4 separate regions of the Homo sapiens genome follow, and regions 1, 3 and 4 are each linked to region 2. A link is a loop called in an ENCODE intact Hi-C map of the cell type or tissue named here. Cell type or tissue: mammary epithelial cell. All regions are shown on one strand.

The links. Hi-C counts contacts between places; a loop is a spot of excess contacts. Peaks named below come from ENCODE experiments on the same cell type or tissue, not always from the same donor. Only the 100,000 strongest peaks of a DNase experiment are listed, where the experiment ranks them.
Region 1: a loop joins it to region 2, with 12 times the contacts of the local background. A loop is called at or near these places in 2 of 110 quality-filtered maps.
Region 3: it touches region 2 in a loop (7-fold over the local background); 4 of 110 quality-filtered maps call a loop at or near these places.
Region 4: a loop joins it to region 2, with 26 times the contacts of the local background. A loop is called at or near these places in 32 of 110 quality-filtered maps.

What each region holds. Positions count from the first base shown.
Region 1 is chr1:85,625,721-85,633,720 of GRCh38, reverse strand. It overlaps LOC112268231 (a long non-coding RNA gene), which reads right to left. Exons shown (of 2, transcript XR_002958331.2): 1 at 5,913-8,000; 2 at 3,999-5,600. LOC107985057 (a long non-coding RNA gene) reads left to right here and starts at 2,743. Exons shown (of 2, transcript XR_001738127.2): 1 at 2,743-4,131; 2 at 4,779-8,000. In mammary epithelial cell, a CTCF peak has its summit at 3,044; no DNase peak of the experiment used is centred here.
Region 2 is chr1:85,304,254-85,312,253 of GRCh38, reverse strand. No RefSeq gene overlaps it. Among named protein-coding and RNA genes, the nearest start is that of BCL10, 32 kb to the right of the region's middle. RefSeq lists an enhancer at 3,568-4,068. In mammary epithelial cell, a CTCF peak has its summit at 3,945 (motif pointing left); a DNase peak (open chromatin) is centred at 3,923; H3K27ac peaks cover 278 bases.
Region 3 is chr1:85,609,363-85,617,362 of GRCh38, reverse strand. No RefSeq gene overlaps it. Among named protein-coding and RNA genes, the nearest start is that of CCN1, 33 kb to the right of the region's middle. In mammary epithelial cell, a CTCF peak has its summit at 4,111; a DNase peak (open chromatin) is centred at 5,262; H3K27ac peaks cover 2,529 bases.
Region 4 is chr1:86,013,838-86,021,837 of GRCh38, reverse strand. It overlaps COL24A1 (collagen type XXIV alpha 1 chain), which reads left to right. Exons shown (of 60, transcript NM_152890.7): 19 at 4,634-4,687. Among named protein-coding and RNA genes, the nearest start is that of COL24A1, 140 kb to the left of the region's middle. RefSeq lists an enhancer at 5,235-5,424. In mammary epithelial cell, a CTCF peak has its summit at 3,354 (motif pointing right); no DNase peak of the experiment used is centred here; H3K27me3 peaks cover 337 bases.

The DNA.
Region 1 (8,000 bases), 320 kb before region 2:
ACCCTGTCAAATGGGACATCCATGCCCCTTGAAAAGATGCAGCTGGCCTGTAGCCTTCCAGCAAAGGGAAAGCAGCTGTTCCTCCCCTCTCCAGCTTTTTGTTTTGTATTGACCTGAAACAGAGGCCACTATGGAGCCATTAATTAATAGCCATCTGAAACCTGTATTGTAGATAATAATTTTAAAATAAAATCAAGTAGATCTCTAACTTTTATTACCAACCCGTCAAATTGACCAGTGTTGGTTGGGGTTCTCCAGAAAAACAGAACCAATAAGATTTATATATATGGAGAGAAAGAGATTGATTATAAGGAATTGGCTCATACAATTATGGAGGCTACCACGTCCCAAGATGAGGGTTTATTGGCAAGCTGGAGACCCTTGAGAGCTGATGTTTCTGTTCAAAGACTGTCAGGAAGGAAGAATCCTCTCACTTGAGAGATGGTCTGCATTTTTGTTCTATATGGATCTTGAACTGTTTGAATGAGGCCCACCTATGTTAGGGAAGGCAGTCTGCTTCACTCAGTCTTCCAATTTAAATCCTAATATCTTCCAAAAGTACTCTCACAGAAACCGCAGAATAATGCTTGACCAAATATTTGGGCACCTTGTGGCCTAGTCAAGTTGATACATAAAATTAACCATCACAACCAGAAACATATAGATGGGAGCCAACTAAAATCATGAGGGATTTCTGTCACGGAGAAACCCCCAACTCTGAAAACAATACTCCATGATTGCCCAACCCCTAAATCAGTCCTCAGAGTCCTAGCCCCCATCATACATATACCTCTATTTACACCAACAAGCAGCGGGCTGCTGAAGCCGTGCAGCCCTCTGAAGAGGCTCTCACACAGAAATAATAGTAGACAAGGGAGATCCTCTAGGAGAGTGAAAGCAAGACAGCCCCAGTTCTTCATGTCACTGCAAAACGCAAGTCTTGGCCATTTATGTCCACAAAGACTGTAGTATGTACAAGGACTGATGGCCATTGGATGTTTCACATTCTTCTCTTTGCAATTAGGAATTTTTATTGCAATTCTGTCTTCTCTCTCTTATTATATATAGGGTGTGGTTAAAATTATTTACCCACATATCACTGAACGACAAAGAATCACTTGACATGATTTACACATCAACATAGAAATACTGGACTTGGATCTAGCTTCAGTAACCAGATGAGATTTCATATTATTTCCCTTTGGGGAAGGAATATGACTGTTGTATGTGTGGAAGTTATAGATTGATGTTAGGCAGCCAAAGGCTAGACTGTTGTTCACCACTGCCTGCTCCTTCTATCTGGTATTCAAAATTTCTTTTGAGAACCACTTCCACTCATTCTCAACTATATTGTTTGGTTGGATTGATACCCCCCTTTCCATTTCTGTCTTCTTAGCCACAGTAATGGATTCAGGGGTGGAAATGTAAATCCATACCAAAGAGAGCTTTTAGATTTTTGCTAGAAATGCTAGAACTCAACCTTCTCTTCTTCATTGGGCTTACTTATATGGAGGGACGTGAGCTTTAGAACTACTGTAATCATTTTTGGTGCCACAGGGAGAGCTAGCCTGAAAATCAACCTAGAAGCAGAGCTGAGAGATGGATCCTAATAACAACATTTTGCTCGTATTTTGTAGTCATTCTGGAATGCTCTTCTCTCATTTGCAACAACAACAAAGTTTCCCACGTGATATAGATGATGTGAGGAAATTCAAATGAGCACCTCTTTTAAGTGGTCTTTTCATGTTTTCCAAAGTCCTGTCTTCTATAATTGAAATCTGCAGAACCACAGGATCTGTAGACTTTTAGAACCAAAAGAACCATAAAGATCAATTAGTCAGGGCCTCGCAATGTGCGTCAGGAGACAGGCAAATTGATTTTTAGGTGTTTCATTAACATTTTTTATTTTAATAAACATTATTATTATGAGTCCTAGAAGAATATAACTAGTATTTCACATCAAACCTGTGAAGTCACAGGTTTTGACTTTCATTGAAAGGATCAAACCTGTGAAGGCGCAGGTAATGTTTTTATTGAAAAGAATATTAAAGCTTAAAGAGATAAATGGCTTTTTTAGGGATTGCCCAGTTGGTGAATGAAGGGTGAGGATATTAAATATGGAATCTTGTAACTGGAAGGGACCCTAGAGATCATGAAGTCACCTCCCCACCCTTCCACGACTTCAGTGTCACAATTCTCTCCAAAGCATCTCTCTCAAGTGGTTATCCAGCCTCTACTTCAATACCCGCAGTGATGGGAAACTTATCATTTGAGGCAGTACATTCCATTCTGGCAGTTCTGATAGTTAGAAAAGTTTCCCCTTATACTGAGTTCCTTGAAATTTCTTTTCATTTGTTTCTAGTTCTTCCCACTGAAGCCACTCCTCACCTTCAAATGTGTCAAGACAGTTACTCTACCCTCTCCACCTCTCCCTACAGAAACACACACACACGCACACAGACATACAGTCTATTTTCATGGACTCGGTTTTTTTTTTTTGTTTGATTGGTTTTTGTTGTTGTTTGTTGTTGTTTTGAGACAATGTCTCACTCTGTTGCCCAAGCTGGAGAGCAGTGGCACGATCTTGGCTCACTGCAACCTCCGCCCCCCAGGTTCAAGCGATTCCCCTGCCTCGGCCTCCCGAGAAGCTGGAACTACAGGTGTGCACCACCACACCCGGCTAATTTTTGTATTTTTAGTAGAGATGGGGTTTCACTATGTTGGCCAGGCTGGTCTCGAACTCCTGATCTTGTGATCTGCCTACCTCGGCCTCCCAAAGTACTGGGATTACAGGCGTGAGCCACTGCGTCCGGCCTGGACTATGGTTTTTAATCACTTCATGTTCTCATCATTCTTTTTTGATGTAATATTCAAATGTCCTTGTACCGTTTAAAGCTTTGTGTCTGGAACATAACTTAATATATTTGAAAGGTAGAATTAAGCTGGCGCTATCCACCATTTGTCCTGGACCTTATGTTTCCATTAAAGCAGCCTGAGATCACCACATCCCATGGTTGACCATTAAGTGGCAGCATCCATCTTTTTTTTACCATCATTCCATAGTTAACTGGCTGATTACTGAACCTCAGTTCAAAATTCCTAATTTATTCTTAATCCTTTTTATCATTCCAGTCTGTTGAGATTTTTGGGGGGATCTTGTTTCTATCAGCCAATTTATTAAATCTGAGAATGGTAGAGCATGAGGGCTTCTCTAGAAATGTAGCTAAAGTAACTTCAGGATACACAAAAATGTAGAAAGTGAATGAAGCAGTAACCTTATGGAACCTAGTACTCAAGAGATTGATATAGACTGAAAATATTAGTGAGCTTAATATGGATCAAGGAGAGATTAAAAGATATTTAGGAAATTATTCAACTTTTAAATACAGTGTCCTAACCTTGTCCTGACAACACCACTGAGTATCCTCACTGACATACCTCAGAACAGAAACTGCGCAAACCAACACATGCAAGGTCATAACGGACACTCTAGCCTTCATAGGCAAGGTGGCCTTGCCTGATCTGGTTATGGTCAGGCAAGAGGTCTTTTTTTTTTTAATTAAATACTTATTTTTTAACATGCAGGAAAACAGCTGGCTTCATGCTCCATGAAATATGTAGCTTCAGTTGAATTCTCTTTTTTTAGAAGAATTTTTAGATCCAGTACTTTGTTTTCTTTATCGGTGAAAGAGCAATCAATGCCTAGATATCTATCTATGAGCCCAAACTATAATGACTCTCAAAGACTCCCAGATTTATACCTTCTGGTGACCCCATGATTTATAGTAACTCATCCACTCCTGCCATTCTATGGGCTTTCACTGCTGCTTTATTGAAACAGGAGTACTGACAGAAACTTTATGCACTTGGAGGTTTTTAGGCTATTTAATTAGTCACTCATTTCTAGATCTTCAAAGGGCTGTATGTGTGTGTGTTTGCATGTGTGTGTGTTTTCTCGTTAGTCACACTGGCTCTTGTTGGATTTGTGTGTGTTTTTGTTTGTTTGTTTTTTTTTTTTTCCATTTGCACAAGGTCACATTCAGAGCTCTTCCTCCCTTAGGAGAGGTTGCACATTCGTCACTTCATCTGCCTCCCATTTCCTCCAGTTGGGATCACACAGCCCTTCCTGAGGTATTACCATTTTTCCATTTCTTCTTTGCTCCCTCCTTTCTTTTAATAACTCTGGGAGACAGGGAGGCACCTTGTAAAGTTAATTTCCTCCAAAGCTTTCAAAGCAAAGGCATCTCCCAGCCCAGACACCACCACCCCTCTCCACCCCTCAGTGACGGCGCACACCCCTCCTCACAGCCTTAGTCACTCTGGGCTGTGCCCGCCACCTAGGACTCACCAGGCCCCAGCTCTGTCAGGCACAGTGAGTTCCTCTGTCCTGTAGCTCTTAGGTCTGGGGTGGGAACTCTAGATAAGAAGAGTCTCCTCATTTATCTCCTTGGTGCCTTCCTCTCCCTTTTCACTTCCTAACTGTGCTCCCCTGCTTTCTGCTTCTCTCTGGTACTTTCAGGACTCATGGGTTGGCCGCCTGCCTGTACCAGGGATGGCATTTCCTCTTCAAAGGCCTGCGGCTGCAGCCACCCAGCTCTACCAAGCACACAAACCTTTGGAATTGCTGTGGCTTTGCTGCCTGCCTACTTGGAAAGCAAGAGCTGTTTTTTAAACACCCCTTTGGTTTCTTGGGGCAAAGCTTTTCTCAATCCTATTTTATTTATGCGAACATGATCTGTGGCTTTTGAATGTTTGCTTTTGAATGTTTGTGTTAACAGACTAAGCTGAAAGCGTTTCCTCTCACCGGAGAGAGGGCCCTGCACAGCTGGGGGCCAGGCTGCTCAGCTCAAGCAAAAGCTGTCCCAAGAGGAACAAGTCACCAGCCAAGGAAGTCTGGAAGCTCAGAGAGGAATTCATTGAGGCCTTTACGGGCAGCAGCGGTCAGAACTAGGATCATAGACTGGGCCATGAAGCTCGGTAATTTATTTGATTAATAGGAAGGACTAGACCGGAGACACCTAGATTTTTGCAAATATATTTTTCAAATTGTGCATATATTTACTGAAACTCTGTGTGGTTTTCAACAGCTTGGGTGTCTAATCTTTCGCCCCATATTCCCAGCCTTCTAAAGCACTCCTGGCAGTATTAAGAACTGGCCGGGCATGGTGGCTCACACCTGTATCCCAGCACTTTGGGAGGCTGAGGCGGGTGGATCACAAGGTCAGGAGTTCAAGACCAGCCTGGCCAACATAGTGAAACTATGTTTCTACTAAAAATACAAAAAATAATTAGCCAGGCCTGGTGGCAGGCACCTATAATCCCAGCTACTTGGGAGGCTGAGGCAGGAGAATCACTTGAACTCGGGAGGCAGAGGTTGCAGTGAGCTGAGATCACGCCACTGCACTCCAGCCTGGGTGACACAGTGAGACTCTATCCCAAAAAAAAAAAACAAAAAAAAACTTCAGAACTTGGTTGATCCTTGAATCATTTATCTGTAGGTGACCTGTCATCTGAAAGTGTGGCAGAGTTTTTCAGCAGCCTATTAATGTGCTTCTGGTATATGTCCTTCTTCGTCTTCTTTCTCCCTGGTACCTAGGGCACTTCAGATGGGAACAGAAATAAAGACTCAAAGTACAATCTTTCCATATCCAATGACTGTATAATTTAGCCCTAGGGTAAGGAAGACAGCCAGGAGAGGGGCAAGTAGGACCAGAGAGGACTGGGTAGAGGGAGTGGGGTCCTTAAATCTGCCATGAGGAATAAGGAATAGAGTAGAAGGGACTCAGTCAGGGCTGGGCTGTCTTTAAAGGTAAGCTCCACCTTACCACCATCACCACCCCATACCCTGTGCAGTCCTGGGTCCAGTGGCCCTGCATATCTCTAAGCCCTTGAAATAAAGGTGGGCAACTTACCTGGACAATTTATATGAGGATATGGGTATGATGAGGAATACCTCTGCCTCCAAATAAGATGGAACTAATTAGAGCTAGTTGGGAATCTTTCTACAAGCTGGGCCAAATGATGGATCCACCAGGAAGGCTGTCTCAGTTATTAACCTTCTTAAATGTAGGGACTGGTTGTTGTTGAAGACTATAAAAAGCTGCAATAGAAGAGAAAAATTAATGTAGTGGTCCGTGGAATACAGAAGTCACAGTTTTTGAGGCAAAATATTCCGGAGTTTCTTCATTTAAAATATGTAAGTCCAGTGTTGATATCCCTCTCTGTTCAATCTGTACTCTCCTTGGGCAGTGTCTTCTAACTCCTTGGCCTTGTAGCCACTGGTGACTTCACATGCTGGATCTCTCTCCTGAGCTTCAGATTTAGACAGTCTACTCCATACTTGACATGAGAATTGCACATGTGCTCAGACTGACCCAAAGGTAATTCATCCTTTACTCTGCTTGCCCTCTAGCCAAGGCCTCTTGGGTTACCCATTGTAGTCACCATTTACTTGGTCACTCATGCCAGAAAAATCAGTTATCTTTGACTCTTTTCTTTCCTGTACTACCACCACTCCCCCTACCCCACCCCATTCATTTTGCCTCAGAAATATCTCTTCATTCTGTCCACATCTCTTTATCTCTTTGGCCACCAAACTAGTCCAGGCTACCATCTTTTTTTTTCATCTAGCTACTACACTGGTCCTCTGACTGGCCTCTTGGCCTGGTTCATTTCTCCTTGCAGTCCATTCTCTATATACCAGTTTGCATAATGTGTCTAAAAATATGATCTGATCATGTTTCTTGCCTGCCCAAAAGCTTTGAGTGGCTTCCTATTGCATTTCAGATAAGATCTAAAGTCCAACTCCAGCCTTGCTTGCTCCTTCCAGCCTCACCAGGGCAGATATGTCTTTCCACTTCACTTTTGTTTCCTCAGCACCTAGAACAATGTCTAGCACAGGGTTGCCATCCATAAATAGTGGTTGCATAGAAGAATGAATGAACACATGAAACACAGGATTTCTATGCATTTGAGGAGAATTAAGGAGAATGGAGAATGAGTGAAAGTCAGTATGAAAACCTCTCAGTTCTTGTTCTAAGACTAAAATGTTTTGATTCCAGGACTGGCAGAGTTCAATATACTTGAGCAAGCATTATACAAACTGTAAGGAATGGGACGGTCTCCATTATTCTGCCCCATGGGCTCCTATTCTAGGTGTGGGCAGCATGTTGCCGGTGAGGTTGTCTACAGTGACTGGGCACTGACAGGTTTACAAGGTAAAGAGAAGAAAAGGCAATTGGTAAGTTTAGTGTAGGGATAATTTGGTTTGGTTTGTTTTGTTTTTTCTGACCAGCATCCATTTCACGTCCTAACAATACCCCAATTTCCTTTTAAAGGAAGATCTCTTTCCCGTTGGATTTAGTCTTTGGGGGCTGTCATTAAAAGCCTTCCTTCCCTTGAGGCCCACATTAGGCCAATCAAATGCTTTCCCCCTAGAATTAAACTCTTGAGCACAGAGACCAAGAAACTTAAAACATTTGCTGTGTGGAGGTGACCTACCAGCCATACCATGCCTGCTATGAGACTGCGGTAGTGGTTCCTGGTGACCAGTCACCCATTAATTAGCACAACAATGGACTCCAAATAGTCTCCTAATAAATTTCTTTTTCCATAGTTTGGTCACAGTTCTTTCTGTTACTTGCAACTCCTAGTGTGATAAATTTGGTACAAAATCAACAGAATATAGTTCTGGCCAACACATACCAGGGCCTGTATGGGGGTGGGGAGTCAGGGGAGGGAACTTAGAGGACGGGTCAATAGGTGCAGCAAACCACCATGGCACACGTATACCTATGTAACAAACCTACATGTTCTGCACATGTATCCTAAGTTTGTTGTTTTTTTTTTTTTTAGAAGAAATAAAGGAAACAAAAGTAAAAAAAGAATATAGTTCTGGCATCTTTCAATACTTTTGGCCAAAAACAATTATATGAATCCCAGAATAAACATCAGATGTAATTTGACTTTGGGAGTTCAATTATGACTGATTTTCCTAATAT
Region 2 (8,000 bases):
CTCTGAGAGCATGGTACCAATATGATACAGGGAGCCTGAATGTCCTTGCCTTGGCTCATGGGGCAGGAGTTCTAACCCAGAGAAGCAAACCAAAAAGACCTGAGTCTGTTGCCTCCTCTCTACCTGGCACTGAGAAACAAAAACAAGGTTGTCATTCAGAGAGAAGTGAACCATATTTTCCCTGCCCTCAATCCCGCAGAGGATGGCTCAGAGATTTTCCCCAGGGGCACAATCAGGCCGTGGAAGGAAGAGCTCTGAATCCCTCCCTAGAGAACTGACTTCATTTGCAACAGAGTGTGAAGTTCAAGTCTAAGTGTGCTCTCAAAAACAGTTGTGGTTGTGGTGAAAGGCAATAGAGAGGAAATTGGTAGATTCCTTGGAGGTAAAGGCTAAATTGTAGGCATCCAGATCAGAGAGGAAGAGGTAAAACTATCTCTATTTAACATGCTTGTCTATATGGAAAATCCTAAGAAATCCACTAAAAATATATTAAAATTAATAAATGAGGCTGGGCACGGTGGCTCACGCCTATAATCCCAGCACTTTGGGAGGCCGAGGTGAGCGGATCATCTGAGCTCAGGTTTCGAGACCAGCCTGGGCAACATAGTGAAACCCCATCTCTACTAAAAATACAAAAAATTAGCCTGGCATGATGGCGCACGCCTGTGGTCCAAGCTATTTGGGGGGCTGAGGTGGGAGGATGGCTTCAGCCCAAGAGGCAGAGGTTGCAGTGAGCCGAGATCACACCACTGCACTCCAATCTGGGTGACAGAGTGAGACCTCATCTCAAAAAAAAAAAAAAAGAATTCAGCAAGATTTTAAGATAAAAGATCAATATATTAAAAATTGTGTTTCTACACATTTGCAGTGAACAAATCCAAAAATAAGATTAAGAAAACAATTCCATTTATAATTGCATCCGAAAGAATAAAACACTTAGCAATAAATTTAGTAAAAGTCCAAAACTTATTCTCCGATAATTACAAAACATTGTTGAAAGAAGTTAAATATCTAAATAGATGGAAAAACTGCTTATGTTCATGTATTAGAAGACTTAATATTGTTAGGATGACAACACTCCTCAAGTTGATAAACCGATTAAATGCAAGCCCAATTAGAATCCCAGCTGGCTGCTTTGTAGAAACTGACAGGCTGATTCTAAATTTCACATGGAATTACAAGGGGCCTCAAATAGCCAAAACAATATTGAAAAGAAGAATAAGCTTGGGGGACTCGCACTCCCAATTTCAAAACTTTAAAAGCAACAGTAATCAAGACCATGCAGTACTGGCGTAAAGATAAACATATAGATGAATGGAATAGAATTGAAAGTCCAGAAATAAGTCCATGTCTCTATGGTCAACTGATTTTCAACAAGGGTACCACGACTATTCAGAGGGGAAAGGACAGTCTTCTCAACTGCTGCTGGGACAACTGGATACCCACATATCCAGCAAAAGAATGAATGAAGTTGGATCCTTTCTTCACACCATATACAAAAAGTAACTCAAAATGAATCAAAGACCTAAATATAAGAGCTAAAATATAAAACTCAGAAGAAAACTTAGTGATAAATTTTCATAACCTCAGAATTGCCACTTACATATGACACCAAAAGCACAAGCAACAAAAGAAAAACTAAATTGAACAACATCAAAATTTAAAACTTGTGCTTCAAAAGACACTGTCAAGAAAAGGAAAGACAGGCACGGTAGTGCACACCTATAGTCTCAGCTTCTCGGGAGGGTGAGGCAGGAGGATCCCTTGAGCCCAGGAGTTCGAGGCTGCAGTAAGCTATGATCTCACCATTGCACTCCAGCCTGGGTGACAAAGTGAGATCCCATCTCTTAAAAAACAAACAACTGAAAAGATAACCCACTGAACCAGAGAAAACATTTGCAAATTATATATCTGATAAGGGACTTCTATCTAAAATACATAATGAACTCTTACAGCTTGATAATAGAAAAGACAGTTTGAAAACAGGCAAAGGATCAGAGACATTTTTCCAAAGAAGATATACAAATGGCCAACAGCCACATGAGAAAGATGTTTGACATCATCAGTCATCGGGGATGTGCACATCAAAATCACAATGAGATATCACGTCATACCCACTAGAATGGCTAGAATCAGAGTCAGGTAATAGCAAACATTGGTAAGGAGGTGGAGAAATCATACCCTCCTAATGAGAATGTCAAATGTAGCCACTGTGGAAAACACTCTGGCAGTTCCTCAAACACCTACACATTGAGTTACCATATGATCCAGCAATTCCACTCCCTGGAATATACCTAAGAGAAATGAAAGCATATGCCCCCACCAAGGCTTGTACATGAATGTTTACAGCAATTATTTAAAATAACCAAAGGGTGCAAACAACCCGTGTATACCAACTAATGAATGGATAAATGAAATGGATGCCAACTGATGAAGAGATGAACAAAAATATCCATACAACGGGATATTATTCAGGTGTAAAAAGGAATGAAGTACTGAACATGCTTCAACATGAATAAACCTTGAAAACATTATGCTAAGTGAAAGAAGCCAGTCACAAAAGACCACATATTATATGAAATGTCCAGGATAAGTAAATCTGTAGAGACAGAAAATAGAATAGTGATTGCTTTGGAGGGGAGGGTGCAAGGAGGGAGGAGAGGGAGGAAAAGGGAGTGATAACTAAGGGTAGAGGGTTCTTTTTGTGGTGATGAAAATTGATGTGGTTATCGTTGCATATATCTGTGAACGTGCATAAAATCATTGAATTGCACATTTTAAATGGGTGAAGTGTTTGGTATATGAATTATATCTCAATAAAGCTGGTTTTTAAAATGACAGCAATAATTCTCTTTGTCCTCTTCATATCTCAAAGGGTGGTTGGGAACATCAAATGAGAGGATTTATATAAAAGTACTTGGTACTCTATGCAGTGCTATACAAATGTAGCCTATTATAGTATTGAATGGGATTAATCAGCTTTTCACCAGCACCTGTCAGTACAAAACTCCGAAGCTGCCATTCCTAAAACTACCTTCGCCCCCAATTAGAATTCCTTTTCTTTAGTGGTTAAAACTCATTGACAGAGCCCAACCCTTGAAATAGTGCTGCATAATAATTGCTTATGGAATGCTTCTTACCTTCATAGCCTTTAGAAAAAAAGAAAATAACGTTTCTTTTATATGTTTTCCTAAGACTCAACTCAAGTGTGTGTAATTACCACACATACCAAGCTCCTCATTATGTCAGCCCTGGAGCCCACGTGGCCATTATAATAATTTGCTAACTGGCAATTGTTCCTTTCTTCTCACAGTCCCAACCCCAGTCTTACATTTTGGCCATTGCTCTGCCCTTCTGAACTGGGGTGAATAGCAGTGTGAAGGCAAAGGGGATGAGAATGAAATATGCTCCAAGTGGCAAGTTTGAGAGTAATATAGACAGAAGCTGGTCCTTGGCCAGGTGAGCCTATGAGTGCAACACCAACGCAGCATTTACACCTAGGACAAGGAGGGGCGGAACAAGTCCCCTATGCAAAACTGAGGCCCAGAGAGACTCAGTCACCAGGAAAAGTCACACCGCTAGTGGGTGTGGTACTAGGGCTCAAACTCTGTGTTTGGCAGCATTACTCTACACCGCCCATTGAAAAACAGGTGCCCTACGAAAGTTTCAAAATTACTGCACATCAAAGTATCTTCAAAATGTATAAAATGTTTCCTACCTCTGTTTTTCCATATGAATGCCGATCCGACAGTGCATGTTGCCCCTTTTCCCCAGAGGCATCTTTTGATTTAGCCTCAAAAACAATGGAAATCCGAATATCCATGTTTGCCGACCTTAGCTTTTGCAGAAAAATTGTGGAGTAACAGCGCCCTCGGGTAGTCACTCGCGTTTTCTCAGCCGGCCTTTGAGCGCGGAGAAGTGGGGCTAAGAATGCCGCCGCTGCCCCCTGGTGGGCTTTGGACGCCTGGGCCCTCCTTACTGAGTAAAGGGCGTCTTCCCAGGATCTGCCTGCCTATGGGCCCGCGGAGTCACCTGGGAGACCCATTCCCAGTCCTGGCCTAGGCAGATCCTGAGGCGTGGCCTCTCCCACCTCAGCTGAAACCAATTAGCTGAAACCAAAATTGGAATCAAAGCCCTTGGCAGGGGGTGTTTTAAGATCCACACACGCTGGGACCTGGGAAGGCCTGAAGGCTTCGTGGCCAGAAACCCCTGCTGCCACCTATCTCTGGGCCCAAGCCTACGTTTCCTCCCCTGGAGCAGCGGCTCTTTAGCTAAGGGATTGTTCCCTTTTTGGAAAAAAAAAAAATCACCAAGCTCTAGGGTTGAGGTATGGGTAGCAACACTCTAATTAGTTATTTATATCTTAGTGTGAAATACGTTCATCTGACCCTTACCTGGTAGCAGGTGTTTCAGGGGAAAAGAAAGAATCTAAGAATAATGAGAGCCTACAGTAGGCATGGAAGGCAAGGGGAGAGAAAGGGAGAAGAAAGGGAGGAACGGCAATGGGGAGGGGAGGACAAGGGAAGGGAAGCGAGGGGAAGTGAGGGGAGAGGAGGGAAGGAGAAAGGAAGGGAGGGAAGCAGAGGACAGAGGAGGAGAGAGGAGAGGGGTGGGGAGGAGGCCAGCTAGACCCTTCTGCAGTCTTACTCAGTCCTCATTGCCCTAGTCTAGGCTTCAAATGCGTAAAGAATTTGCAAGTGCACTCTTGTTCAATTCGCAAGACATTTCAGGGCTCCCACGGACTCCCACCATTGCTTAGTGTATTACTCTGAGTTCTCCAGAGAAACAGAACCAGAACCAATAGAAAAAATATATATCTCATATATATGAATTACTATATATGCAATATATATGACTTAATATAAGGAATTGGCTCATGGGATTATAGAGGTTGACAAGTCCCAGATCTGCCGTCAACACACTGCAGATCCAGGAGAGATGATGGTGTAAGTTCCAGTTCAAATCTGATTGCAGAGGAAGACCAATGTCTCAGCCCAAAGGCAGCCAGGCAGAGAAAGAAAATCCATCCTTACTCAGCCTCTCAGTCTATTCAGGCCTTCAACAGACAATAAAGTCCACTCACACTGGGAGTGGGAGGGCTCTGTTTTCCTCAGTCCACTCATTCACAGGTGATCTTAACCAGAAACACCCTCATAGACACACACAAAATCACCTTAATCAAGTATCTGGGCACCCCATGGCCCAGTCAAGTGCACACATGCAATTGCCCTCCCAGTTGGCAGTAGCAGCACCTGTCGGCCACGCTACCTTCTGGTTGCTTGTGCCAGGCTGCTCTCCCACTAGACAGTAGAGGCTGAGGGCAGAAACAGCCTTTTCTAGCACAAGATCCTGGTATCTAGCACAAGAACTAACACAGGAAATGGTAAGTGCTCAGGATGTTTTAAAACTGCAAAAATGGACAAATGAACAAATGCACATACCTGGGTCCAATATAAAGAAAATACAGGCCAGGCACAGTGGCTCATGCCTGTAATCTCAGCACTTTGGGAGGCCAAGGCAGGTGGATCACTTGAGGTCAGGAGTTCGAGACCAGCCTAGCAACATGGCGAAACCCTGTCTCTACTAAAAATGCAAAAAGCAGTCGGCCATGGTGGTGCACACTTGTAATCTCAGTTAGTTGGGAGGCTGAGGCAGGTGGATCACTTGAATCCGGGAGGCGGAGGTTGCAGTGAGCCGAGATTGCACCAAGCCATATAGTAGTTGTCTCATTATACATCTATGTCCTTTATAGAGGACAGTGAGCTCCTAGAGTTAGGAGCCAAGTAGGTCACTGCATCCCCAGTGCTAAGTATGATGTTTGACACATAGTTGGTGCTCAGTAAATATTTGGTGACCCAGAGATGAATAGACCCATCAGTGAGGGAGAGAATGAAGCCAGCCAGCTGTCTCCCCAGAGATGGGGCGGGCTCAGATTCTCATTTGGAGCTAACTAAGAGTTACTCTTACCTGTGGTCAGGATCAGAGACAGGCTTTTACAAACTGGTATCCTGATATTCTCTTCAAACAGATTTGAGAAACCTTTGTAAAATTCCAATCTTGCTGCCTGTCACCACAGTTATCCAGAAACTGTCAAAACCAATAGGACTCCTTGGGGGGAAAGCCAGGAAGGCTGTACAATTACTGCTGTCTGTCAGGAGACTATGACAGCACCTTGGGCCCTTCCAGGGGAGGATGAAAGTTCTGATTTCTTCCTACTGGAGGTAAAAACAAGAAAAAAAAAGTTCTGATTAGGTGGACTCTGTCACACCTAGCAAGCCTGCTGGGCTGACTGGAGAGCTGCCCTAATGCTGGGAGACAGGTTTCCAGAACAATCTGGAGCAGAGTGAAGAGATCCGGCTCGACTTAATTGTACTTACCTACTAAAAAGTCTCTGCTGCTCAGAAAATGCAAGAAAGAGAAATCTACCTTTTGGGTTTCTGTGCCTCAGTTTTGCTTGTAAAAATATTAACAATGGGCCAGGTGCGGTAGTTCATGCCTGTAATTCCAGCACTTTGGGAGGCTGAGGTGGGCAGATCATATGGTCAGAAGAGCAAGACCATCCTGGCCAACATGGTGAAACCCCGTCTCTACTAAAATACAAAAAATTAGCCAGGCGTGGTGGTGCGTGCCTGTAGTCCCAGCTACTTGGGAGGCTGAGGTAGAGGAATCGCTTGAACCCTGGAGGCAGACGTTGCAGTAAGCCAAGATCGCGCCACTGCACTCCAGCCTGGGTGACAGAGCGAGATTCTGTCTCAAAAAAATAAAATAAAATAAAATAACGAAGGCCCCACGGAGAGTCACAGGCAAGTGAAGAGAAGCTGTTGGGTAGGTACAGAGCTTTCACAGAAGCTTAGGGAGCACAGCAACCCCCAGCTCCTCAGGTGGGAGGGAAAAGCAAACCTCTGGTTAGCCAAGTTTTCTGCCAGCTCACAGAGACCGTACTGGGTAGCAATGAAGATGTGGGACCTAGAATCAGAGCTGCTCTCAAATCCTGGCTCTGTCATTTACTTGCTTGGCCCATTACTGTGGTAGCACCAAAGGGAAGCTTGGAGGGATGTTAAACAGCTGTGACCTCCATGAGTTCCCAAGCTGTCCCAAGTGATGATAATAATCATTATCGTGATGGACAGTTCTCACACTTATGTAAAGTATAAATATAACCATATGAGAATTTTTTGGTATTTTTTATCACAATCTAAGTTAATATGTGTGCTTTTCATGCAAACACAGCATCAAGGCAATTCCCTGAGCAGTGCCCCCACCACCCCGTCACCACGATAAACCCCTCCTCTATGTGAATTCTGGAGCCAACACTGACAAATCTCCATTCCTCTCTAAACCTTGGTTTTCTTCTCTGTTACAGCAATAAAGGCTAATATAGTTATTGAGTACTTTCTGTTTGCCAGGCACTGAGCCAGATGTTTTTATGTGAATTATCCCATTTAATCCTTACAACAACAGTATGAAGTAGGTCCTTACCATTCTGTGCTTCAGTTTCTCAAAAGATAGAGACAATAATACCTACCTCCTGGGATTGGAGTCGGGGCTAAAAACAGAAGATGCATGTGGGATATCTGGCCCTGGTGGTGCTCAATGGTACAGTTCTAACAGTTGTAATGATTACAGTGATGTTGGAGAGGCTGCAGGTGAGGAAGTGAAGCAGGAAGAGGAAAAAGATGAGGAAGATGAAATCATGGTTCCTGGTGGGCAGAGATGCCAGCGTATACTTAGACCCTCCCTCAAGTGCTCATCCACAGATGCTGTCCCTCCTGACCATGAGACCTGAAGTGTCTCAGCAGCGTCACCATGCTTGGTTTTATTCATCCACACTCAGCTGAAGTAAAGAGGGGGCCTGCAGAGATCTATAGAGTAAGTGGGTCTGGCCTTGATGTCCCTGGCCTTGGCTGTCAACATCTTATTTCTCTTTTGGTGACACCCCCTCCCCTCAGAAGGGCCCCTCCCTAAGCAAGTTACTTACAAGGAGTTAGAGGGAGAGGGAA
Region 3 (8,000 bases), 310 kb before region 2:
CTCCTGGCACAATCTTATTTCTGTTTCTCTGCTGAGCAGCCCCCTTTCCCTTCTATGGGGAAATCACTCCTGGACAGGCTCTAGAGTCGGAAGTGGGATCTAGACAGGATAGGTGACCTCTTCAAGCTTTGGATCCCTCACGTGGTAAGCAAGAATAAATTTATTATTAATAGTATCATATTCATATTAATATTATGACTATATAATAGTATAATAATCCTGCCTTTGGGGTTTGTGAGGAGGCAGTGTTATAGAGAGCTGCTCAGAGCACCTGGCACCGAGTGAGTACTACCGAAATGGTAGGTTTTCTTATCACCACTTGGCTGTCCAACCTCCTATCCACTACCTCAGTGGGCCATCAGATACCTCAGCACAATTTCAGCGAGGAAGCAGCCAAGGGGCATTTCTGGTGATAATAAGTTTCACTGGATTCATGACAGTGAAACAAAGAATGACATTTCCCCAATGAAATTCCTCCTCACCTTCAGCTAGTGAGGGCTGGACCTTTTACTATAGGATCAGGGGCAAGCCCCTGCACAATCCCAGTTGCCTAGTTGCTTGAGAATTTCTTCATGTCAGTGGATCTCCATTTGTCAGGAATATGAAGCCTTTAAAAGCTGGGGCTCTGGGAAGAGGGAGAATCAGAGGGGAGAACCAGGGACCACAGACAGACAAACCCACCTTCCTGCATCAGCCAGGGAAAGGAATGCCTCCCAAGCTAGCCCGTCCGGAAGCTGCACCCAGGGACTGCCCGGGAAGGAAGCATAACACCGGCTTCAGATAAGTGATCCTGGGCAGAGATAGTTCCACAGTGCCCTTGGGGCGAGGAGCCACGGGAAGTAGAGTGAAACAAAATCTTTAAAAAGTGCTGGATTCTAATCCCTGCACTCTCCCTTCCCAGCCTGTGGGCGTGGGCCAGGTGCTGGCCTTCGTTAGGCTGGAGGGTTGCATTTGTAAAATGTGTCTGACAGCAATACCGCCTGGAGGGTCGCCGGGAGGGTAATCTGGGGCCCGCGGCCGGGCGTGCCCAGGAGGCCCGCGGCGATGGCAGGGGTGGGACTTACCAGCGTCCCCTCGCTGGAGCGACCGGGCCGAGAGGGGCACCCCATGCCCCCGCAGCCACACGCCGTCGGTCCTGAGGGACGGGTCGCGCCTGTCCTCCCGCGGGGACCGACCTGACCCGAGCCGCCCTCAGGTTCCACAAAGCTGGGGCACGGCCCCCGGGTCTCCGCGTGCGTCAAGCGCCAGCGGCGTGACTCCCGGGCTGGGGCTGGCGCTCGCGCGTCAGGTCGTGGCCATTGTCTTGCAGGAGGCCCGCGCCAGGCTGGCGGCGCAGCGGTCACCGAATAGGGGCCCTGCTTAATCGCAAATGGTGCAACCCAGTTTTTGATGTTCTAAACTATTACCATACAAGAGAAAAGAATAAAAAGATTTAGAGAAAGGAAAGGAAAGGAAAAGAACCCAAGTTTATATCTGTTATTTGTTGCCATGGGATCTAGGTCAGCTGTAAACATATGCAGCTCCTTTTTATTTAAAACAAAACAACAAAACAAAACAAAAAAACCTTTCAAGCTATGTACTGCAGTGGACAAAGATTACACCGTGTTTGTGTTGCAATGTTGCTATGGAAATGCATATGGTGGAAATTTGCAGAGAAGTCGAAGGAAGTCATATGTATGCATGACAAACATGAAGTTCGAGAGTGCCTGAGTGCCTCTCAGCCTGGCTGGGTGTGCCTGCGCCCTAAGGAGGGAGGCAAAGGTGTTAGAGTCAAAAAGTGGAGGGTTTAATTCAGTTCTGCCACCCAGTAGCTGTGTGGCCTTGGGCAAGTTACTGGGCCACTGCTGAGCTTTACTCTTCTCTGAAACGGGGAATGACAACCCCTACTGTGCATCATTGTTGTCAAGATGGAAACAAGATGGCAGGTCTTGAGCACTGTACACAGTAAGTGCTTAATAAATGTTTCTGGCGTGATGGCAGCAGTCCCAATTATGCGCCAAGAATTTAGGGTCATTCATCGAATGGTCTAAAAATGTTCAGAAAGGTCCTTCAGAAAGGTGCTCTGGCCTGACCAGAGGACAACACTGCCAAGATTTGGCTGCAGTTTGGGCTTTGAGACTTGGAGCACTGTGGGGAAGCTGAGTGTGTTCAGTGCTGGCCAGACTTGGTTGTGTAGACAGTTGTCATCACACTGGACGATACAGAAAAATACAGACACTCAGTTGTCAAGGGAACTGCAGGTGATCCACTCCAAAAAATGGGAATGCGGAGTCAATGAGATGAAGTTGCATGGCAAGTTGGTAATATATGTCAGGTGCAGTGCTGTGGCCTCTCAGCTTCAGGCTCCGTGATCCTCCCACTCCATGTGGCTGGCAGCGGGCTAGCCTTCCCATGCTCCAGCACCTTTAGGAGAACAGAAGATCATGTTTAAAGTGCTTACACTCCAGATGAATACTTTTGGAAGACTGGATAATTATTATAATTGTAACAATTTAATTTTCAAGTTAATTTATGAAACCAACCAGGGAGGTACTCTGCACACACCTTTGTGCATTTTGGCTTGCATTTTGAAAGATCTACAGACCTGTTGGAGTGCTTGCTGTCTGTGCACCCCACCCCCCAGCCCCAATATACCCACTAGAGGTTGGCAAAACACACTCTGAGAGCTTGTGGCCACCTTAATCAAGTTGCTAGATCTATCTGCACCCCATTTTTTGATCTGGAAAATGAAGATGTCAGACTAGGTGACTTATGAGGTCCTTCTAGCTCTAACTGGCTGTGACTGTACTGTCATTCATCTATCTTGAATAGAATACAAAAGATCTTTTTCAGTGTTCTAGACCATCAGTGTTCTAACCTACATTAGGAAACAATGAGGGAAAAAGTCTGCATCCTCCCTCAACAGGACATTCTAGTTTCTCTTGGTTCCTTGATGGGCCTTCAGAAATAAGCATAGAAACTATCCCAGCTCACCCATGCTTTTCCTGGGCATGCCTTCCCTCCTTGCCCCAGCCTGGAGACTTCACAATTGGGCCAACTGTTCCTCACCTGCGAGGGCATATGTAGTCCTGATTGAATGGGCTTCTGTCTTTGCTTCTGCTTTTTCTCCACCTTCACTGTGACTCAAGCCACTCTTTAAAAACTAATAGAGAGTGAAAAGGCAAGGTGGAGGGACCCAAGCAATTTTGTTTTTAAACTGTCTTTCTTTTTTTTTTTTTTTTTTTTTTTTGAGACTGTGTTTTGCTCTTGTTGCCCAAGCTGGAGTGCAGTGGTGCGATCTCAGCTCACTGCAACCTCTGCCTTCTGGGTTCAAGTGATTCTCCTGCCTCAGTCTCCCGAGCAGCTGGGATTACAGGCATGTGCCACCACGCCCAGCTAATTTTGTATTTTTAGTAGAGACAGGGTTTCTCCATGTTGGTCAGGCTGGTCTCACACTCCCAACCTCAGGTGATCCACCCACCTTGGCTTCCCAAAGTGCTGGGATTACAGGCCTGAGCCACCGCACACAGCCTAAACTTTCTTTTTAAACTATAAGCCACGTAACTTTGTCATCATTCTTTGTATACCTCAATGGAAGTTGTTTGGTTATTTTCCTGGCAAAATGGTCAAGGTGTGTGTTTAGATGGGAAATATATATGTAAATCAACTCTCTCTTTCTCTCTCCATATGTATATGTGTATGCTAAAGTCTTAAATTTGAAAAAATATATCTGCCATAAATGGCCATGGTACCAGTCACCTCATTAGTGCAATAGACATTGCCTCTCACATTTAAGACATTAGTATCTTGGCAAATGATATTAATTATGTGTCTAATGATAGGATTACTAATGACTTTCAAAGACCATAACTTTTCCCCTTTCTTCTGCCCCCCAATTATTTTGATTTGGGTTACACATTGGTAGAGATGTAGGAATACAACTTAGCTCAATGTGGCTCTACTCCCAGCTCTGTCATTAACCAGCTATGTGACCTTAGACAGCCCTTTCTGGACCTTTTCCTCATTTGAAAAGCAAAGGACAGCCTTGGGCCATCTCTCAGATGTCTTCTGCACTAGCCATCTTGGGTTCTGCCACCCTTCAGCCTGAAGAGGTTGTCTGCTGCCAGCTACTGTTGACTCTTGGAACTTCTGTTCACAAGAGGCTTGTCCTCGGGCTCTAACCAACTCTCAAAATCTTTTGCATTCGAAATCTTTTGCACTCTAAACTTCATCTCAGGAATGAAGACTGAGGCTTTTGCTCAGTCTTGGTTTCAAAACCCGAGTCAGGAAGAACTTTCCATTTAAAGGCTAGTTCAAGAGCTCTAGCCATTCCCAGGGTAGGCAGGTCACATTTCCGGGGTGTTTGCTCTGTCAGCTGATGTTTTCTTATCTCCTGTTCACTCATTCGAGGTTAACATTCCATTGCTTTGCCTTCTTCAGATTCCTGCCAGTTCAGCTTGTGTGCCCCAGTGAAAGCTTTCTCTATGAGTGTTTCTCATCTCTGCTCTCTTTTTGGAGAAGTTTCCAGGAAGGAATGTGATATAATTGCATGCAATACAGCTGAACAGTGTGTAGTTATCCAGGAGTAGCCTCCACAGGTTCCTGGGCCAGAGAAACGGCAGCCCCTGGTGACAGGGGCTTTCTATCCCTGCCTTGCTGGGAGAGTATGTGATCTCCCCTGCACCCTCTCCTCTTGGCTGCAGTGGGTATAAAACACCTTTCAATAGATGCCAGATTGAAAAGTCACTAAAAAGTAACATGTCTTATTCAGCATTCTACTACTCATCAGAGAAAATTGTTATAAAGCATTTAAATGGAAAATTCTTTCTGGACTTGGTAAGGTTTGTTTTCAACTTGCCCCACAAGCTCTTACTTTTCTTTTCCTATGCTTATTCTTCCTACCTTTTCTTGCCTGCCACAAGAAAGGTGAAAGCCAGGGGATGATTTTCTTTTTTTAATATTATCTTGGGTTTTCTGTAACTTTTTTGCTGCTAGAATAACCGAATGAGATCATGACCAATTTGAAGGGATATCTGGCAGCCACTATAATTATCTGTTACAGGTTGGCAGGTAAATAGAGAAGTGGTCTTTTAGGGTCCACGTGAGGAAAAGGCCCATGTGGGGAGAACGGATGCAGTGGGCCAAAGAACAGTATTATTCTGGTAAAACAGAGCCTGTGGTGCCATGAGACACATCATTTGCCTCCCCCTCTCCTGCTGGACACAGCACAGGCAGCATGTGGTGTTGGGAAAGGCCCTTCTGGAAGGGTGAACCACAGGAATGCAGCCCTGCATGTTGGCTGATGAGCCAATCAGAGCACTGACGATTGGCCCCACACGGATGTACAGATTGGTTCTGCTATGTAACAGCTCATATCTGGAAATAGATATTCCTGTCTGTGCCAGGCTAGGGATGGGGTGAGGCTGGGGACTCATGTGAAGGTCTGGGATTTCAAATTCATAAGCAGGCCACCAGGTTGGACAGCGTGTGCAACTTCGCTCTGTTGGTATTTTGTTCCTGCCCCATGTGTTATGACTTCTTTCCCAAACTGATATTTTCTCCTGAGTCTTAGGGCACAAGAAAGCAAACAAACAGACGGAATACATTAGCCACATCTTTTTTCTTAGACCCTTTGCTGATATTGGTTAAAGCTGCTTTGCTCTTTACTTGGAAGTAGTTTTGACTCTACTTTTAAAGTAACATTTGCCAAGAGAATGCAAACCAGTGCTTTGTCATGATTCCTCATGTTTGGGGAATTTGAGATTTGAGTTCTGGGCTGAGTGGATGAGGCCTCAAAAAGCAAGTCTTATTGAGCTGTGGCCACAGAGACACTGATCAGAATGGGAAGGCTGTGCTCCTTCCCCCCTCCTCACTCTGATGTAACTTTACACAAACCTCAGCTCCGGGCTGCTGGTTTTCATCATTAGATACATCTGGAGATGAATTTTGGATACATGTGGACTCTTTAAGGCATTTACAAAGCACTTTATAGAAATTCAAAGGTTGTGAGGGCAAGACTGAGAGAAGGTGGGTATGACATGTAAGACCTCATGCCAGCTGGGCTCATCCACAGCTGCAAGGGCCTTCACCTATCCAAAGATGTTGTTAAGGATCAACTGAAGGTCAGCGACGTGGGTGAATCTCATAGGTGTAAGGATGAGTGAAATGTGCCAAACATAAGAGTGTATACAGCAGGATTATTTTCATAAAAACTACATGAACAGGGCTTGGTGCAGTGTCTCACACCTTTAATGCCAGCAGTTTGGGAGGCCGAGGCAGAAGGATCACTTAAGCCCAGGAGTCCCAGGAGTTGGAGGTTATAGTGAGATATGATTGTGCCACTACAGCCTGGGCAACAGAGCAAGATCCTGTCTCTAAAAAACAAACAAACAGACAAACAAACCACCACAACAACAAAACTACAGGAATACGCAAAACTAATCTATTCTGTTAAGTCAGGAGAGTAGTTACCATTGGTGACAGTGAGTAACGTCTGGAATAAAAAATGAGAGACTTGGGAAACTAGTAATGCTGGTAATGTTTCTTCTTCAGGGTACTGTTTATAGGGGTATGTTCAGTTTGTGAAAATGTATCCAGCTGTTCACTTTCTGTATGTATATTTCAAGAAAAACATAATTTATGTTTTGAACTGTAAATTATGTTTCTGTTGAAACATACATACAAAGTGAATATACTATAAGTGTACAGCTGGATACATTATGTAAATTATGTTTACTGAGGGGCAGTTCCATGTACATTGACATGTAACTATCTCCAAGGTATAGAGTTAAATGGGAAATGCAAGAAACAAAACAGTATGTATAGTATGCTATACATATATTATACATATATGACTCATACAAATAATGTAATTGTACATGCATAGAACATCTTTGGAAGGACACTAGGAAGAGTGGTTGCCCCTGGGGTACCTAGAGACAGAGGTAGAAGGAGAACTTGCTCTTTTATTCTATGCCTTTTGAATTTTGTATCATGCACTCAAATATTTTACTCAATAAAATTATTCATTAGATATTAATTAATTAATAAGGAAGACTTGCTAAGTGCAACAAACCCATCACCAATCCCAAAAGCACAAATACTATATTATTCTACTTCTATGAGGGACCTACAGTGCTCAAATTTATAGAGACAGGAAATAACATAGTGATTGCCAGGGGCTGGAGGAAGGGGAGCATGGAGAGTTAATGTTTAATGGGTACTGAGTTTCAGTTTGGGATGATGAGAAAGTTCTGGAGATGGATGGTGGTGATGGTTGCACAACAATGTGAATATACTTGATGCCACTAAGCTGTACACTTAAAAATTATTAAAAAGATAAATTTTATGTTGAGTATATTTTGCCACAAAATATTTTAATATGTGAATTAAGGCTAAACAGCCATTTTACGATTAGTGTAAATTTATGTATTGGCTCTACCACTTGCAAGCTGTGTTTTAACCTCCCCATGTCTCCATTTCTTTGTTTCCTTATCTGGCAAGTCGGGTAGTATTAGTACCACCTTAAGGGGCTGTTGTAAGAATTAAATGAAAGAATACATGTAAAATGCTTAGAATAGTCCTTGGAACATAAGTGCTTAAGAAATATTATCATTATTGTTTTTTATTATATGTTGTGAAGTAGGAAAGCAAATTACAGAATTATCTCTGTAATACCATCCCCTTTATACTTTGTGGGGAGAATACATGCATATGTGTGCATGCGCACGTACCTAATGTACTCACGCATCCGTCATGTATTGATCAAATACTGTGTGCTGGACATTGTGCTAAGGGTTGGGCAGACACTGGTGGTGTCAGGGTGGAGAATGGTGATGGTGGTGGGGTTGTTTAAATAGAGAAGTCACAGGAGACCTCTCTGAGTAGTTGACAATTCCGAGAAGGTTGTAGCAGCCATGAGGGAGCCATGCAAAGAGGAGAAGAGCTTCCCAGACAAAGGCGGTATCATGATGTGAGATGCCAAGTTGGAAGGCCTCTTGTGGGTGAGTAAAAAAGAGGAT
Region 4 (8,000 bases), 710 kb before region 2:
CAAAATATTCTAAATCCTTATTTTTTTTCCTGACCCTTGGACATCAATTAGACGAAAGAAAAAGATACCTTATATTGCTGTTAACATAAAACTCAAAAAATTATAAATCTAAAATTACTTAATAATTAAAGCTATTTAAATAAAATGGTTAAAACTTGAGAAAATATATTTCTAAATATTAAAAATCATAATTATTATAGCTAACATTTGCTGAGTATCTACACAATACCAGGCAGTATTCTAAGGACTATACATCTAAATTAATCTTCACAACAATCCTACAAAGTTGGTACTATTATTATTCCTATTTTTTATATTAAGAAAATTGAGACACAGTGTTAGAAAACATCTAAGGTCACCTGGGTGGCCACCTACTTAGTAGGTGACCATTCAGAAAAACCTAGGCAATCAGGTATGTCAGAGCTCATGCGTTTAGCTACTGTGCCATACTGTTTTAGGGTTTAATATTTTAAGATGGTTTTAGGAGTTTAATATTGATTACAACTCTGTGAAGGTAAAGGTGATTACAGATAGAAAAAATTAGATATAGGATTCAATTCTATGAAAAAGGTAGAGATGATTATACATACAAAAAATACATATAGGATTATAATTTATTAATGTCACATTAAAATATACATTAAAAAATAATTGTGTTATGTTCCTGAGCAGTTCATTGTGTTCCCTCTAACTCTACCCTTCCATCTCAGGATTATTTATTTTTTTAATCTCAGGAAGCAGTATTAAATTACAGAACTTTACCCCATTCTTTGTGACTTCTAACAGTGACAGTATTTTATATACATCTCTTAGGAATTATTTAACCCAAAGAACAATTTTTGGCATCTATTCGATGAAATGTTAGTGGTGACCTTTGCTTATACTAGTTCTTTGCCCTGGGCTTATTGCCATAAGGGCTTAACCTAATAAGCCGTGTACCCTCCCTTGTACCCTTGAGTTGAATCTCAGAAACTCTAGAGTGCATAAATTGGATCATGAGACTAGGTCATGAAGCTAACAAACAACTTCTGTTTTTCAAGGATGGTTCTAAACCATATAAAGACTCTCTGATATTTGCAGTGATTGGCAAAATAAGATACTTTTTACATATTCTTTTTTTTAAATAATGTGACATTTTTCTAGCGCTTGACCAAATAGGATGAAATGATACAATACATGCTCTAAGGGCACTATTAACTAATAAATAATATAAGTATTTTTTTGTGCTTTACAATTAATTTTTTGAGAAAACTAGAGTCAAGTATCGTGCTTACACAAGGCAAACCATTTTAGTGTTCCTTACTCTTTGATTAAATTTATATTTATAACATGTTGATGGGAGTAAAAAAATCATTGGCTAGAGAGACAAAGACCTGGATTCTGGTCCCAGCTCTGGCACTTAACCTACTGGCTATCACCTTGGGTATTTAACCACCATGGTACCAGCTTCTCATGTTTAAAATGAAAGTTAGGGCCACGTGCGGTGGCTCACGCCTGTAATCCCAGCACTTTGGGCAGCTGAGGTGGGTGGATCACGAGGTCAGGAGTTCGAGACCACCCTGACCAACATGGTGAAACCCTGTCTCTACTAAAAATACAAAAATTACCCAGGCATAGTGGCAGGCACCTGTAGTCCCAGCTCCTCAGGAGGCTGAGGCAGGAGAATCGCTTGAATCCAGAAGGCAGAGGTTGCAGTAAGTCAAGATTGCGCCACTGGACTCCAGCTTGAGCGACAGAGTGAGACTCCATCTCAAAAAAAAAAAAAAAAAAAAAAAAGAAAGAATGAAAAAAGAAAGTTTAGGCCATATCATATGTAAGGTTCCTTATAGTCCTGTGATTATGATGTTTTTCTCTTTTAGACATAGTACTTACTAATATTCCTCCTAGTGTAAGCTAAAGAAAAGGCAGAGAGCCTGTTTCACCTTTAACACATTATCTTAAAGCCCTTAGTATTTTTTTCCTGAAAGAAGTCACAATAAATGCTAATGATGTTCTTTTAGGGCAGGGAGCAAGAGACAGTGAGAGTGAGGCTTTTACTTACTCATTTTACACCTTTCTGTACTGTTCTAATAAAGAAAATTAATGTCAGCAGGAATTACTTTGGTAGGGAGATAATTGATTTTTTTTTATTTGTTTTATCAAACTTTTGAAAACTACTTTGGGCCGAAGATAAGATAAGCATTCATGAATTAAAATTAGTGAGATAGCCTTGTATTTTGTCTCTTGTTGTATTTATTACTTGTTTGTATCTTTTTGTTTTAATTAAAAAAAAAATTTTTAGAGACAGGGCCTCCCTCTGTTGCTCAGGATAGAGTGTAATGGTGCCATCACAGCTCACTGCAGTCTCCAACTCTTGGGGTCAAGTGGTCCTTCCACCTCAGCCTCTCAAGTAGCAAGGACTGCAGGTCCACCACCATACCCAGCTAATTAAAAAAAAAAAAAATTGTAGAAACCAGGTCTTGCTTTGTTGCCCAGGTTAGTCTTAAACTCCTGGCCTCAAGCAATCCTCTTACCTCGGCCTCCTAGAATGTGGGATTATAGGTGTGAGCCACTGCACCTGGCTGTATATATTATTAATAGAAAAACTGTAGGTGTTTGACCAGGAAACCTTTCCTTCTTATAGAAGGAGACACTTGTTTGATGAAAAGTTGCTTATGCAGAATCAGTTATTATATTAAGAAACAAACTCCCACATTCAATTATATAAGTTAATGCCTATCTAAAATGTTTGTTTACTGTCGTGGAAAGAATGCCAACATCATAAGGATGTCTTCCCTATTTTATAGATCCTACTTTTAATTTTCTGTTACCTAAGAGGTTGGTGTTACTAACTAATATTGTTTCCAAGTAGATCTAAGTTGTAACATGAAATAATATTTTCAAGATATAAGAAGGAATGTCCTGATTTGGAAAGTTGTTACAGTTCTTGAATAGGGAAGCTTTTGCTCTACAAGTATTTTAAAAAAAAATAGAGAAAACTACCACTCTGAGGTTGTTCGTAAATACACTTTCCTTTAGACCAAGAAAACAAACACAATTGTTATGCCCTATCCATTTTTTAGCTAGGGATTTTTGTCATTTGTAGAGGTTTATTTAATATTAGTTATCTATAAGTTACTTAAAATGTCAGCTTTTATAAAGAAAAATTGACATTCATAGGAAATTTGCAATCAAAATTTTACAAAACAAAGAATTATTCTGAAGATCAAATAAAATCATTACACAATTTCTGTTTTTAAATATGTGATTGTCAATCAGCTTTTCTGAAAACAAAGCCCTAGGGTATTGCTATTTTATCCTCACTGCTTAGAAATTTAGCTTTGTGGTTGGATTTTGCCACTAGAGGGCTCCAATGAGAGCCCCTCGCCCCTTTCTCTATCTCTTTAAAGAGAGATGCTTGTCATTTTAAGAACTTCAGTATACTGATTCTGATGGATCACAGATTTTGTTTTTGTTTATTTGGAAAGGGAAACTTAAATGAGCCTTTCCATAATATTTCACTGCCTTTCTCTGGATTTGATTGCAGTAGTTTATGGTGTCCTGTTTTATGTCCAGATACCTCAGCACTGAGAATGAATTAAGTGCATATTGGAAACTGTGCTTTAGGTTTTGGAAAATGGGCAATCCCGTATTGTAACTTGCAAGTTTAGGTGATCTGAGGCTTATTTAAATTAAATTTGAAGCTCATATAGAAACTTAATATGACAGAAATAATGAATGCAATAGTTTTTCTTATGAAAATGGATATATCAGACTACTGTCCTCCCTTTCCAAACTTTCATCTCTCGAGAGCATTGCTAGCCTTCTCTAGTTTCAGGCTTTATACCTACTTCTCTTTCCTGTCACTTTCTCCTTTAACCCTGATTTCACATCTTTATCATGAATGTCAGAAACTAGCTTCAGAGATACTGAAACTGAATCCTTAAAACTTCAATTAAAGGATGAAAACAGTCTAGGAATTCTATGTGTGAGCCAGGAAAGCAGAAAGGGTGTGAAGAGAAGGAATAATGATTGTAAAATTGGTTGACATTTAATGAGTACTTCATATGTCAGACATTGTGCTTAGCACTTTACATATATTATCTAATTTAACTCTCCAATGACTCTTTGAGAATGTTAGTACTATAATTATTATTTCTATTTTATTGATGAGAAAACTGAGGCTTAGAGAGATTAAGCAACAAGGATTTCAATCCAGGTGAGTCTTAATTACTAATTCAGGCCACTTACAGTATCAAAGGAGAGAGGAATTTTCAGAGACAGCCCTGGGACTGTGGTTATTTATAAAAGCAGTTTCTCCTCTAGAATTCCCTATCTTGTTGAGTCCAGCTTTATTGTCTTATCTCTGTGAAACACATATAAACATACAATTCTTTTCTTGATTTGAGCACTTGACTCATTAATTTGTTTGTATCACTTAACACTTGAGTGAATGTATATTAAACCCATAAACATCTTATTTAAAAACTTTTACAGTAATGATGGTTACAAATTTTTCTAAAAAGTCATTACAACCTTGTTTGACATGATAATATAATGACTGACTGCTATTTGTTTACCATATGCCTGTTTCTTCTTTTAATTGTGTTTATTAAGTTTATGTTTATACTTTGATCCTCCCCCCCCATTTTAGGGCCAAACAGGTGACCCAGGACTCCAAGGACCATCTGGCCCTCCAGGACCAGAGGTAAAATATTGGTGGAAAGTTAATAAATTTGAAACAAAATGGTGGAAATTAAACTTGTTTGATAAAACATGTTTCAACATAGCAAGCTTAAGAAAGATCCTCTTTAAAGTTTAGATCTCCGTAAATAGTTTGGACTACATTTTTTCTGTTATGTCACGAGGTATGCAACAGGGATCCTAGGGAAACAGAAAAGTGCATTAGCCACATTTTCACACTGATTAGGATCACAGCTGATTTATTTGTTCTGCACAGCTATTAATAACAAGTACTTGAGGCTTGGAACCAAATTTCAGGAAAGAAACTCCACTGAATTATTAATGCAAAATGTTTCCAATTATTGCTATATCCATATATCATTTAAATCTCATACAGTATTCTAAAATAAATACAATTAAGTCTGTAGTACATATATCAAATTTGTTTGTATATACTTTAAAATTTTTGACTTTGGTTTAATGGTTGATATACAGTGGCCTTCTTTTCTAAAAGTCTATATAGAACATAAGCTTCTGAGATAAAACATTTGGATTTTAAAAAATCCTACTATGAGTCAGACCTATGAGTCAAAGATATACTACATGGAGATGAAACTTCTGAAGCTCACTCTAGTTTCAAAAATATATGCCCATATTGATATGTGTGTGCCTGTGTGTGCCTACACACACACACATACACGCAAGCACACACATATCAGTGTACATACATATTTAATTTAGAGTCATAGATTCAGCAGAAGGCTGAGAAAATAATTGGCATCAGAATAAATAAGTTAGAGCAATAATGTCATAGTGTCAGAGTAGTAGGCAGAGTTTCTAAGACTACTGCTGTACTGATGCTGTCTCCCTCTCTTTGTAAACCATAAGATCTACTTCTTACTTCACAGCTGTCCTTCAAGGTTGGCTGATTTCTTTAGAAAATGCCTATTCTTACTTACTGTATGATTTCAAAACACATTGGGTATTGACAGTTCAAAAATCTAAAAAGCAGGCTGGGCATGGTGCAATCCCAGCACTTTGGGAGGCTGATGTGAGAGGATCGCCTTGAGTCCAGGAGTTCTAGACCAGCCCTAGCAACATAGTGAGACCCTGTTGCTAAAAAAAAAAAAGAAAAAATGTTTTAAAAGTTAGCCAGGCATGGTGGCTCACACCTGTAGTCCCAGCTACTCGGGAGGCTGAGGTAGGATGATCACTTGAGCCTGGGGTGGCACCACTGCACTTCAGCCTGGGTGACAAAATGAGACCCCGTCTCCAAAAAAAAAAAAAAAAAAGAAAAAGTAGAGTCTTCAAAACTTCATTGTAGCTAGTTTTACCAATAGAGAGGTAATAGGAAGTAAAATACAGTAGTATATTGATCTCAGCATTCTGATAGGAAGGAAATTGAGTAATTAAAACTTCAGATTAGTATAAGCTTCTCCATATGAGCCTACAATTTTTATTTTAATCATTTTTAATGAAAGCTTTCCTGGAATGAATAGTATTTACTGCCTTGTCATACTGAGGATACAGAATCTATTTTAATTTTCATTATCTTTAAAGGTTATTATTATGACTGTATTGTCCTATTATTACTGCAGTTACAGGTGATATGTACACTAGAAATGGCTATGTTACCTCCTTGCTATAAGTATGGTTTTGAGTCATTTTTCTTCTTTCTCATAAAGCTTGGTTAAAGGATGCATGCGCCATGTTTTCACTTACTACTTGGTCTTCTAAAGATGTTTATTTATTTCTCTCTTCCCTTTAAAATTTCATAATATCCATCAACACTGAAAACATTATCTCATTATCTCTGATTTTAGCACCACTAATATAAGGTCCTGAGCCCCAGCATTTTCAGAGTACCAATCCTTCCTCTTCACCTGTATTAAGTTTTTTCATGGGGCTAAAAATGTAACCTGTACTCTGTCAAGAACTGATGCTAGATTGTTTTGGGAAATGGGGCCTAATTCAAGGAGCATAACTTTTTCTTGATCATAAAAATATAGTACATAGGCAACTATATGTGAGACAACACTTTTATCCAAATCCTTGTCAACATTAGGCTTTTAATAAACTTGCAGGTCCAAGAATTTTAAATAGTATATTTGGTAGCAAACCAAGCCTGAAAACTTTCTGCTTGTATAGTGGATGAATTTTACTCAGGTAAAGGGTCTTATGCATTGTGCTAAATTCAGACTTTATCCTGTATGCGTTAACCAAAGATATTTAAGCAAGAGAAAGGAATTATCAGAGTTGTGCTTTATGCAAAGCAGCAGGGGGAAGGATAAAAGAGAAGAAGGGAAGGAGGAGTGCCAAGGAGATGAACTAAAGGTTATTTAGAAGGATGGTGCAGCAGAGCAGGGGATTGATGATGAGGTCCTGTGACAATAGAAAGGAAAGGATAGCTTAAAGAGAGAACTAGAAAATATAATTCACAATACATAAAACAGTTCATTCCAATTGTAAGAGAGAGGAATAAAAGGCAATTTGAACACTTTTTGCTTGAAAAGTTGGGTAGAATGTGGATCATCATTCCAAAAATAGAAAATAGGAAAAGGAGGAGGAGGAGAAGGAAGAGATTCAGAGTGGCAGGAAATAATGTTTTGGCTTTGAATCTGTTAGGGTTCAAAGGCCTTTAGGAGAAATAGAAAATTAGTCTAATAAGAGTCTTAAAACTGTAGGCCTAAAGCTCAGAAAAGTAGACTAGAGATACATATTTATATAATCATCTGCATAAAGGTATTAGATGAAGCAATGTAACAGATGAATTAAAACAAAGTTTAAAAATACTACACCTGGAAACTCACCCCTAGAAGTCTACAGTCTTTGTCTACAGTGCAGTTAAGTTTTAAGTTGATAATAAAAAGTCAGTAAAATAAATTTTGGTAACTGAAAAATACATTCCTTAGTAACTTATGGTCTGGAGAGAAGAAATATCACAATGGAAATTAGAAAATATTTAGAAGTGAATGAGAACGAATCAGTATAAAAACTTGAGTGTTGCAGCTGAAGCAACATTTAGAGGACAACTTATATACAAATTCATTTCTCTTGAAAGCAAGGAAGGTAAAAAATAAATGAGTTATACACAGCATAACTGTAGGGATTTGTTTCAAAAGAAGAAAGAAGTTGAAAGAGGTCAGATAGGATAGTCTCTGTTTTCTTAGTCTTGAAACTAAATCTCAAGAGTAAGGGGACTGTGCAGGAGAAAGGAGCTGCAGGAGTTCTTTGAAAAGTAAGTGAGAGAGTGACTGCGGACTAATAAAATAATTTCTGAGTTGTTGGTTAAGGTAATTTTTGGATAAGGTTTTTTGTTTGTTTTTGTTTATGTTTTT